Linked DNA regions of Homo sapiens: region 1 is linked to region 2. Evidence: read pairs that join two places in POLR2A ChIA-PET (ENCODE). Cell type or tissue: PC-9. All regions are shown on one strand. Links, peaks and the distances in the headings refer to the core of each region. The heading gives the core; the rest is flanking DNA. Region 1 overlaps LOC105375341 (a long non-coding RNA gene). Region 2 has its middle 150 kb from the start of LINC01372.

Evidence for each region. Peaks named below come from ENCODE experiments on the same cell type or tissue, not always from the same donor. Only the 100,000 strongest peaks of a DNase experiment are listed, where the experiment ranks them.
Region 1: POLR2A ChIA-PET joins it to region 2 with 7 read pairs; 1 of 35 experiments calls an interaction of 5 or more read pairs at or near these places.

What each region holds. Positions count from the first base shown.
Region 1 is chr7:68,266,653-68,272,029 of GRCh38, forward strand. All of the region lies in intron 2 of LOC105375341 (a long non-coding RNA gene), which reads right to left. It also overlaps the pseudogene MTND4P3. Among named protein-coding and RNA genes, the nearest start is that of LINC01372, 930 kb to the left of the region's middle. In PC-9, for the core only: no CTCF peak of the experiment used is centred there; a DNase peak (open chromatin) is centred at 2,899.
Region 2 is chr7:67,481,932-67,487,308 of GRCh38, forward strand. No RefSeq gene overlaps it. Among named protein-coding and RNA genes, the nearest start is that of LINC01372, 150 kb to the left of the region's middle. In PC-9, for the core only: CTCF peaks have their summits at 2,467 (motif pointing right) and 2,666; a DNase peak (open chromatin) is centred at 2,500; H3K27me3 peaks cover 1,490 bases.

The DNA.
Region 1 (5,377 bases), core at 230-5,229, 780 kb after region 2:
GGATCAGGAGGCTAATAGCTCTTGAGTGGTAAGTATTATTACTAGCACATTTAGTGAACCTGAGGTATTTTGAGTATAAACAAGTGTAACAAGTAGAGGAAGGGACCCTACTAGCGTATAAAATAAGAAATATTAGTTTGCATTGAGGTGTTCTGGTTGGTTACCTCAGCGGATGATGGTAGTTAGGGTAGGAATTAGTGTAGCTTCAAGCTTTGCTGGACTTTAGGCATCTGCTTTAGCTGAATTCATTTGATTTTGGTGACTCTTCATCTGATGTTTCTGCCACATCTGATCGTTGCCTTCAACACAAGCAAGACTCTGTTCACCTTTGCTGAACAATCTAGACAAAGAGTTGGCTCCTTCCCTGTGCATGGGGCAGGGAAGGAGCCACATGGGGCATGTGTCTTAGGAAAACAGCCACCCATTGCTGACACTGTGCCTAAGTCTCTGAATCCTTTTGTCTTCTGTGGACTATCAGATGCTGAAAAGTCCCATTTCGTTTTGGGTTGAAATCTAGTCTTCTCTTTGGCTAGCATTTCATCAGCTCCAGGCCTGGGAGGAGCAGTCTGATGTCTGGATGGTCTTTGCAGGCATCAGGTGGCCATTCCTGACCACAGTCCTCAGCTCCTACCCACCCTGGCATTTTCCTTATCTCACTCTACTGATAGCGCCTTGTGGGAATGCTCAATAATGAACCTGGGCAACTCCCTTCCAATAGCAAACTAAAGCTGATGCTTTCTCATCTCATTCTTCTTCTTATTATTTTTTAAAAGAAATGAAGAACATTGTCACATCAATAAAAGAGAAAAAAACACCTTATCTCAAAATAAAGAACAGTAATCATAAAGAAAAAATATTTGGCAATGTTTCACCACTGGGTACGTTGTAATATCCATATTTTTCTTTTACATTTTCTCCTGAGTAGTGAAAACTCCATTACAGATGCTGAATGCTCAGAATTGCTGTTCTTGATTCTCTAGGGAAATCCTCTTGCTGAAAGCTCCAGGCAGCTTGTGGAATACAGTCAGGGTTGGGTGAGTGGGTGTGGGAGGGGGTGGGGAACTCACAGAATCACAAGGACGTTTTAGAAGTAGAAGTAAGTTGAGTATTAGCCACAGCTCCACTCCTATTTAATAGACAGAGAGACTAAATCCAATGATGTTGCAATAAAGTATCCAAGGTCACTATTTTTTTTTCTTTTTTTGAGACAGGGTCTTGCTCTGTCACTCAGGCTGGAGTGCAGTGGCACCATCTCAGCTCACTGCAACCTCTGCCTCTCCGGTTCAAGCGATTCTCCTGCCTCAGCCTCCTGAGTAGCTGGGATTACAGGCACCCACCACCATGCCTGGCTAATTTTTGTATTTTTAGTAGAGACGGGGTTTCACCATGTTGGCCAGGCTGGTCTCAAACTCGTGACCCAAGTTGATCCACCTGCCTCGGCCTCCCAAAGTGCTGAAATTACAGGCCTGAGCCACTGCATTTGGCCCTTAAACACTTATGAACAAACTAGCTTGAGAATAGGTCTCACCTTGATGCCCATAGTTTCAGGAGTGCAAGTGATTGTGAGTACATGGCCCAACCACTGCATTGCGAGTGACTCTCCCTCTCCCAACCAAAGACCACATGAGAATATGGGCCTCATGGTCTGAGCTAGACAAAGCCACTAAGCCCTCTGAAGCCTCATGCACTGAGAGACAGCCCTCAGGGTGAGGTCTCTGTGTTCCGGGTGAAGCCAGCTCCATCCTTCATGCCTCAGCTCATTCATTGATCAGAAAGATGGTGACATCTCATCACCCAACTCAGGACCCTTCATTTGCTGTTTATCTGGCATAGCTTTCATTTCTGGATAGAGAGAAAGAGCTATCTTAGGTACAGTGAATTAAATTCCTGTCTATCTGAGAGCAAAGTACAAAAGAGCCTGGCAGAACCCAGTCACTTCTGCCTCCAGCTCTGGGATCCCCTAGACACTCTGGTCAGCACTATCATGATCACTGTGAGGTGAACTTGCAGTGGCATTTTCCTTACAGCCCCTCTGAGGTCTTCTCTCAGGCAGCAAGAATGTCAGTAGACTATGGACCTACCTTTTCTTTTTCTTTCTTTCTTTCTTTCTCTCTCTCTCTTTCTTTCTTTCTTTCTTTCTTTCTTTCTTTCTTTCTTTCTTTATTTCTTTCTTTCTTCTTCTTTCTTTTTCTTTCTCTCTTCTTTCTTTCTCTCTCTTTCTTTCTCTATCTCTCTCCCTCCCCTCCCTCCCTCTCTCCTTCCTTTCTTTCTTTCTTTTCCTTCTTTCTTTCTTTCTTTCTTTCTTTCTTTCTTTCTCTCTCTCTCTCTCTCCCTCCCTCCCTCTTTCCTTCTTTCCTTTCTTTCTCTCTTTCTCTCTCCCTCCCTCCCTCCTTCCCTACTTCCTTTCTTCTTTCCTTCCCTCCTTTCTTTCTTCTCTCTCTCTTTCTTTCTTCCACTTTTGAGAAATAGGATCTCAGGGTGGTGTGCAGTGCTGTGATCATAGCTCACTGAATCCTCAAACTCCTGCACTCAACAGATCTTCCTGCCTCAGTCTCCTGAGTAGATGAAACTACAGGTGCATGCCACCACGCCTGGCTAAATTGTTATAATGTTTTTAGAGATGAGATCTTGCTATGTTGCCCAGGCTGGTCTCAAATTCCTGGCCTCAAGTGATCATCTCATCTTGGCTTTCCAAAAGACTATGGACTTTTTAAAAGACAAAACCTTGGAGGGAACTGATCCTCAGGGATGAATGTAACACTTCCTTTCACCTAGTCCTGGCTAAGGCACAGTTTTGGCTCATCCCTCACCCTAAGTTCCTAAAGTCTTTAAACCAAGTCTGACCATACTAAGCAGACCCAGGTTGCTGCAAAAGAACAGCTCACAGTTATTTTCCAAGAGCCTCCTCTCATCCATGAGTCTGCATTGGTCTGACTCATGCATTTGAGGCAGATTGTGGACCCTGGCCAGGAACTCACAGAAGCAAATTCTCCCTCCACCACTGCCCACTTGCTGTCTGACTCTGAGCTCGTGACTTAAATGTTTACCCAGTGTTCTCATGTATGAAATGAGGTAGAGGGACTAGGCTTGTGTGTGTGGTGTGTGTGTGTGTGTGTTGCTAGGGGTTTTTTTTCTGGCTTAAAAAATAAGTGTATTCACTTCTTCTCATGCTGCTAATAAAGACATACCCAAGACTGGGTAATTATAAAGGAAAGAGGTTTAATTGACTCACTGTTCCACATGGCTGGGGAGGCCTCACAATCATGGCAGAAGGCAGGGAGAAGCAAAGCCACATCTTACACGGAGACAGGCAAGTGGGTGTGTGCATGGGAACTCCCCCTTATAAAACCATCAGATCTCGTGAGACTTATTCACTATCATGAGAACAGCATGGGAAAGACCCACCTTCATGATTCAGTTACCTGCCACCAGGTCTCTCCCACAACACGTGGGAATTATGGGAGCTACAATTCAAGATGAGATTGAGGTGGGGACACAGTCAAACCATATCAACAAAATTGCAAATATGGGGAAAAGAATTCCTGTATCCCCTTGGTTTAGATGCCCCAAATGCTTTGGCTTTCATAACCACAGAAAAATTATCAAAATTCAGGATATGAACATCGATACCACACTATTGTCTAATCTATAGACCTTATGCAAATTTTTTTCCAATTGTTCCATGGATATTCTTTTTCTGATCCAGGATCCAACCCAAGACTGCACATTCCACTTGGTCGTCAAGTCTATTCAGTCTCCTTTCATCTTTTAGTCTCTTTTATTTTATTATTGTGTTACTATTGCTATTATTATTTATCATCTTTTCAATGTTATTATTATTCTCCTGAAATCTTTAGTTTTCATGTCAAATAATTTAGATTGATAGTGTGAAAATGAACATGTTACCTTAACTTGTTAAATCCCAGCTAAGCTCATTGGTCTTAAACATAAGTATCTTTCACCCAAAGAAAAGGGAGGTAGCCAACTGGGTGCAGTGGTTCACACCTAGAGTCCTGGTTACTTGGGAGGCTGAGGCAGAAGGATTCCTTGAGCCAAGGAGTTTGAAGCTGCAGTGAGCTATGATTATGCCACTGCACTCCAGCTTAAGTCACAGAACAAGACCTCAACTCCAAAAAATAAATGGGTGCTAGAGAGGGGTTGCACCCTGCAAGGGGGTGGGAAGGAAGTAACCAGGAGGAGAAGAGGGTGCTGACATCCAGCCTGATTTCTGCTCACCACATTCACCCCCTGGCTCTAGGCTGGATCTGACCCCAAGGGTGCCTGTAATCCCAGCACTTTGGGAGGCTGAGGCAGGTAGGTCACTTGAGGTCAGGAGTTTGAGACCAGCCTGTACAATATGGCAAAACCCCGCCTCTATTAAAAATACAAAAATTAGCCTGGCATGATGGTGCATGCCTGTAATCCCAGCTACTCGGGAGGCTGAGGCAGGAGAATTGCTTGAGCTCAGGAGGTGGAGGTTGCAGTGAACCAGGATTGCACCACTGCACTCCAGCCTGGACGACAAGGAGATACTCTGTCTCAAAAAACAAAAATGAGAACACATTGCTGTAATTATATACTATCATGCTTTTTATCTTTCTATTAAATCATGGATATTTTGATGTTATGACATTAATTAATGTGTTCCATCAATTTTACAATATTTTTTTCAATTTTAATAACTGTATAATGTCACATCAAGTGACTAGACTCTGGGTTTTGTAACTTTTGCATCATAATGGAACATCCATGTGGTCTTCAGCTTTTGCCATTATAAAATACACGCTGCCCCTTATTTAGAACTATTCTCTTAAGATAGAGTCCCATAAATACTATTACGTGGTGAAAGACCACTGAGCCATAAAGCTGGTGTGCACAGCAATACTCCATCATCAAATGGAAGTGGTGTATAAGTGATTGAGCACAAGTGGGCCCTGTAGGCATAAGTGAGTTACATAAAGAAGTGGCCCAGGCTGGGCACGGTGGCTCACGCCTGTAATCCCAACATTTTGGGAGGCCGAGATGGGTGGATCACCTGAGGTCAGGAGTTGGAGACCAGCCTGGCCAACATGGTGAAACCCTGTCTCTGCTAAAAATACAAAAACTAGCCGGGCGTGGTGGTGGGTGCCTGTAATCCCAGCTAGTCGGGAGGCTGACGCTTGAACGCAGGAGTTAGAGGTTGCAGTGAGCCGAGATCAGGCCATTGCACTCCAGCCTGGGCGACAAGAGTGAAACTCCATCTTAAAAATAAATAAATAAATAAATAAATAAATAAATAAATAAATAAAAAGAAGTAGCCCAAATACCCATGGTTCTTACTCCTCCTCCAATGCCTTCTCTCTCCCAGTCTGCAACTATGACCTTATGGAGAGTTCTT
Region 2 (5,377 bases), core at 99-5,098:
ATGATAGAGTTTAATTTATAAATTAGGCACAGTAAGAGATTATCAACAATAATAAGGAAACAGAACAATTATAATAATATCCTTTTTTTTTGGAGACAGGGTCTCACTCTGTCACCAAGGCTGGAGTGCAGTGGTGCAATGACTGCTCACTGTAACCTCCACCTCCTGGGCTCAAGTGATCCTCCCACCTCAGTCTCCTGAATAGCTGGGAACTTCAGGCGTGTGCTGTCACGCTTGGCTATTTTTCAATTTTTTTTGTAGAGATGAGGGTCTCGCTCTGTTGCCCAGACTGGTTTCTAACTCCTGGGCTGAAGGGATCTACCCTCATTGGCCTCCTAAAGTGTTGGGATTACAGGTGTGAGCCACTGCACCCAACTTATAATAATACACTTTAGTAAAAGTAATGTGAATGTGATCTCTCTCTCTCATGAAATAGCTTATTGTACTGTACCTTTCCTTCTTCTTGTGATGATACCAGATGATAAAACACCTACATCTTGAGAAGAAGTGAGGTGGATGATTCAGGCATCGTGACATAGCGTTAGGTTGCTATTGACCTTGAACACCAATGCTGTGATACCATGACAGTCCATCTGATAATTGAGACAGCTACTAAGTAACTATTGGGTGGGTGGTGTAGACAGCATAGATCCACTGGACAAAAGGATGATTCGCATCTTGGGTGTGACAGAGCAGAATGGTGAGAGAATTCATCACGCCACTCGGAACAGCATGCAATTTGAAACTTATAAATTGTTGACTTCTGGAATTTTCCATTTACTATTTTCGGATAACAGTTGACTGCAGGTAATTGAAACCAGGGACTACTGTGTCCTGAATCCAGCTGTTTCTTACCACCCACACTGCTACCACCCTGGTCCAATCCACACTCTTCTTTTTGCTTGGATTACTGTAACAGCCTCCCAACTGTTGTACCATTTCTACCACTGTGCCCTGAACGTGCAGCAGAATGTGTGCAGAGGTTAACATAGAAATCAGACTAGGTCCTCAAAACCCTGCAAGGATCCCCTTTCATCAGAGGAAAAGTCAACATCTGTAATGGCCTGCAAGTTCCTATAGTATCTGGACCCAGAGATCTCTCTGCGTCTTCTTCATCTATTCTTCTCACTTTCTCTCTTGCCGCCATATTGGCTCCTTGATGGTTTCTTAAGCATGGCGAGTACCCTCCCATCTCAGGGACTTAGTGCGCACTGTTCCCTCTGCCTGGAGTTCCCTCTCTCCTCCAGAAGCCAAAGGTTATTCCTCACCATCTCCAGGTCTTCCCCCATCACCACCCCATCACTCCTTGTTGCTTTTTGTGGCTGTGGCTGTTTTACTTAGCACCTTCTTAATATCCTATGTGGTTTACTTACCTATTTTTTTTTTATTCTGTGTCTCCTTTTCCTCCACAAACACAGGAACTTTTGTGTATTTGGTATTCTTAGCACTGGGTTAGCGCCAGGCACCAAAAACTATCTGTTGAAGGAACAAATGAATCTAGACAAATGAATAGGTGAATCTAAATTTACTTATGGAGAAAATACCAGATACCAACAAGTATGACCTACATGTAAACATCTGCTGTTGTTTTTTTTTAACTAAAGTTGGGGTCTTGCTATGTTTCCCAGGTTGGTCTTGAACTCCTGGCCTCAAGTTATCGTCCCTTCTTGGCCTTTGGGAGGCCTAAGATTTCTTAATTCCTTTTTTTTCTTGGGCAGAAAGCTCCAATGCAGACTGAGTTCCAATCGGGGTACTGGCCTCACTGCGTGTTTGTCTCTCCAAGCATCACTCCTCTGCCAGTGAACCCATGTCTGGGGAGAGAGTCTTCCAACTCACTCCACTCTTGTTTTGCACAATAAATTCACCTGCTGGCCAGGTGCAGTAGCTGACGTCTGTAATCCCAGCACTTTGGGAGGCCAAGGCGGGTGGATTGCCTGAGGTCGGGAGTTCGAGACCTGCCTGGCCAATATGGTGAAACCCCATTTCTACTAAAATTACAAAAATTAGTTAGGCACGGTGGCGCATGCCTGTAATCTCAGCCACTCGGGAGGCTGAGGCAGGCAGGAGAATCACTTAAACCCAGGAGGTGGAGGTTGCAGTGAGCTGTGATCGTGCCACTGCACTCCAGCCTGCGTGACAGAGTGAGACTGTCTCAAAAACAAACAAACAAACAAACAAACAAACAAACAACCTCTCGCCTGCTGACCAAAAGAGAGAATAAAGAGTTTCATTCTCATATCCTGGGGCTGTAACATCCCTTCCTCCTTTTTTCCTTGAGGACCCAGCCTCCCTGGCAACTTGCTTTCAATTCCTAGAATTTCCACGTGGGAAGCAGAACTAACCTCTAGACTCCTGCTGCGGGAGATAGAGAGGTCACATGCGGAGCGGGGGAGTTCTTTGCAAGTATCTCCAAGGAGACATTTAAAGGCCATCCCCTAATTGCAGCGTGAAGCTTGCAGCAGGTGGAATTCCTGACTTTCGCCAGAGGATGGCACTGTGGGTGTTTCCAAGAAGGAGCTGAGCTTTTTTTTTTTTTTTTTTTTTTTTGAAAAAGCCATTTCCAAATGGCAGTAACAGCTGCACTTCAAACCCTGCAGGGAACATTAGAAAATGTTAACCCCCGGTTGGGTGGGGAAGAAGGACTGGAGGCGGACATGGGGATCGTGACCGCGGAGGCCAGCCCCGGAGGAAGGGCAGGAGCTAGAGAAGTGCCAAAAAGGAGAGAGAAAAGGAAACTGCAGGGCAACCTAGCTGTGGCTGGGGACTAGCGTCCTTCTCTGGTGGAGGTTGAGCAAGGACAAGAGCCCTAGCTGGTGGGGATTTGTTTTCCAGAGTCGAATTCAACCTGGGAAAAGTAGCAGGGTGCAGCGGGGTGCAGCGTATACATGTGTCATTTGCCAACTTTCTCCGTCTGTACCCACTTTGGACCGGTCATTTAAGAGCTGACACCAAGTATTTTTCATCTTCCAGTTTTCTATCATGCCTGGCAGGTACTAGACCCTCCATTAATAGTTGTTGGATGAATGATTGACTGAATGGAAAAAAATGCATCTTAGATTTGGGATGGGGAAGTGATGTTTTTTTCCAAGAGTAAAAAAGTTGGGCAATTCATGTGTCTTCCTATATTTCTCTCCAGATTACAGCCATCATTATCGCAATCACTGAAATACCAAGCCCTTGACTATTTGCAGAGGACTTTCTCTCATTCATCCTGGTCTGTCCACCTGTTCATTCTTCCTAATTACATTACATCCTTATTAATCTCCCCGTCTGTAGCAACTCATCTCTTTCATGTGCTTTCTTGAATTAGAGTGATTTAGGTACACACTGCCTCTTTCAACTAGACGGGCTATATGAAGGCAATACTTTACATCACCCGAGTGAGTTTACAGCCACACAGCGCTTAATCCTTGCGCGGGCTCTTTAAGGAAGATATTATTGGGGCATACTGTATTTTCCAAAAATGGCCACACTGATCTTACCCCATCCCATGCTCTTCTTACGATGTGACACTGACATTCTCCATTGAGAGGTGGGGGTCTACATTTCCTTCCTTTGGATATGAATTGGCTTTTTTTTTTTTTTTTCTTGAGACAGGCTTTCACTCTGTTGCCCAGGCTGAAGTGCAGTGGCACGATCACAGCTCACTGCAGCCTGGACCTCCCGGGCTCAAGTGATCCTCCTACTTCAGTCTCCCGAGTAGCTGGGACTACAGGCACGTGCCACCACTTCTGGCTAATTTTTTTTTTTTTTTTTTTTTTTGTAGAGACGGGGTTTCATCATGTTGCCCAGGCTGGTCTGGAACTCCTGAGCTCAAGTGATCCACCTGCCTCTGCCTCACAAAGTGCTGGGATTACAAGCATGAGCCACTGCACCTGGCCTGGATGGACTTTTTAATGGCCTAGTTAATAGAAAGCTGCAAAACGAATGCAGTGTGATTTCTTTTTTTTCTTTTTTCTTTTTTTTGAGATGGAGTCTCACTCTGTTGCCTAGGCTGGAGTGCAGTAGCACGATGTCAGCTCACTGCAACCTATACCTCCCGGGTTCAAGTGATTCTCCTGCCTCAGCCTCCCGAGTAGCTGGGATTAGAGGCACATACCACCACAGCCAGCTATTTTTTTTTTTTTAGTAGAGATGGGGTTTCACCATGTTGGCCAGGCTGTTCTCGAACTCATGACCTCAGGTGATCCACCCACTTTGGCCTCCCAAAGTGCTGGGATTACAGGCGTGAGCTACTGTGCCCAGCTGCAATGTGATTTCTGAGGCTGTGTCACCTACGGTGGCGAAGCTTCCTCAGCCTCTCTGTCAGGACACGTGTCTTTGAAACACTAAGAAGCCTCCGTGCAGAAGGGGTCACAAGGAGAGACCATGTAGAGACAGGGCTGGAGAAGCCCCAGCTGTTCTAGCCTCAGCTGTTAAAATCCTCCATCTAAGGCCCCAGACACCGTGAGGCAGGTATAAGCCATTCCCCTTCTGCTCTGTCTTAATTCCTGACCCACAGAATCTGTGAGCCTAAGAAATGGGTGTTTTACACTGCTCAGTTTGGAGTGATTCATGATATAGCCGTAACTGCAAAACTTAATTATCCCCCTCCCATTTCTTCTAGCTGAGAAAACTGAGGCTTAACAAGCAGTTGGACTGGCCCTCGGATTCCTCTTTCTTGACTTCCAGCCCAGTGTATTTTCCAGAGCCCTGTGCATGTCCTGATGTTGGCTTTAATTGCCAGGCTGAGCAAAAGACACGGTGGATTCCATTCAGGGGTCACTTGAGGGTGGGGGACATCTTTGGTTTTGTTCATATATCAGCAAAACAGGAATGCAGGCTTTAGGATCTATCTGAGCTTTTATTTATTTTTTTTAGAGCCAAGGTCTTGCTGTATCACCCAGGCTGGAGGGCAATGGTGTGATCCTAGCTCACTGCAGCCTCCAACTCCTGGGCTCAAGCGATCCTCTTGCATAAGCCTTCCGAGTAGCTGGGACTACATGTGCACACCACTATGCCCCACTAATTTTTGTATATATGCATATTTTTTGGTAGAGATGATGTCTCGCTGTGTTGCCCAGGCTGGTCTTGAACTCCTGGCCTCAATCAATCCTCCCACCTCAGCCTCCCAAAGTGCTGGGATTATAGGCATAAGCCACCACGCCTGGCCAGGAGTGGAGCTTATAGTTCCGGCTTATGGTCCAGGGAAACTTATAATTACTATTTTGAGACCGGCAGCCTCATGAGCATCTGCTAGTGGCAGGACCGTCTGAAAGCTGCCCACCTATCCCTGCAAACCTACTAGCTTCTAGTTCTAGAAGAGTCCTGGTCTAATCACAGCTATTAGGCCGGGGTTAATTGGTGCTATTATCTTCACAATGGGCCATATTTGAGG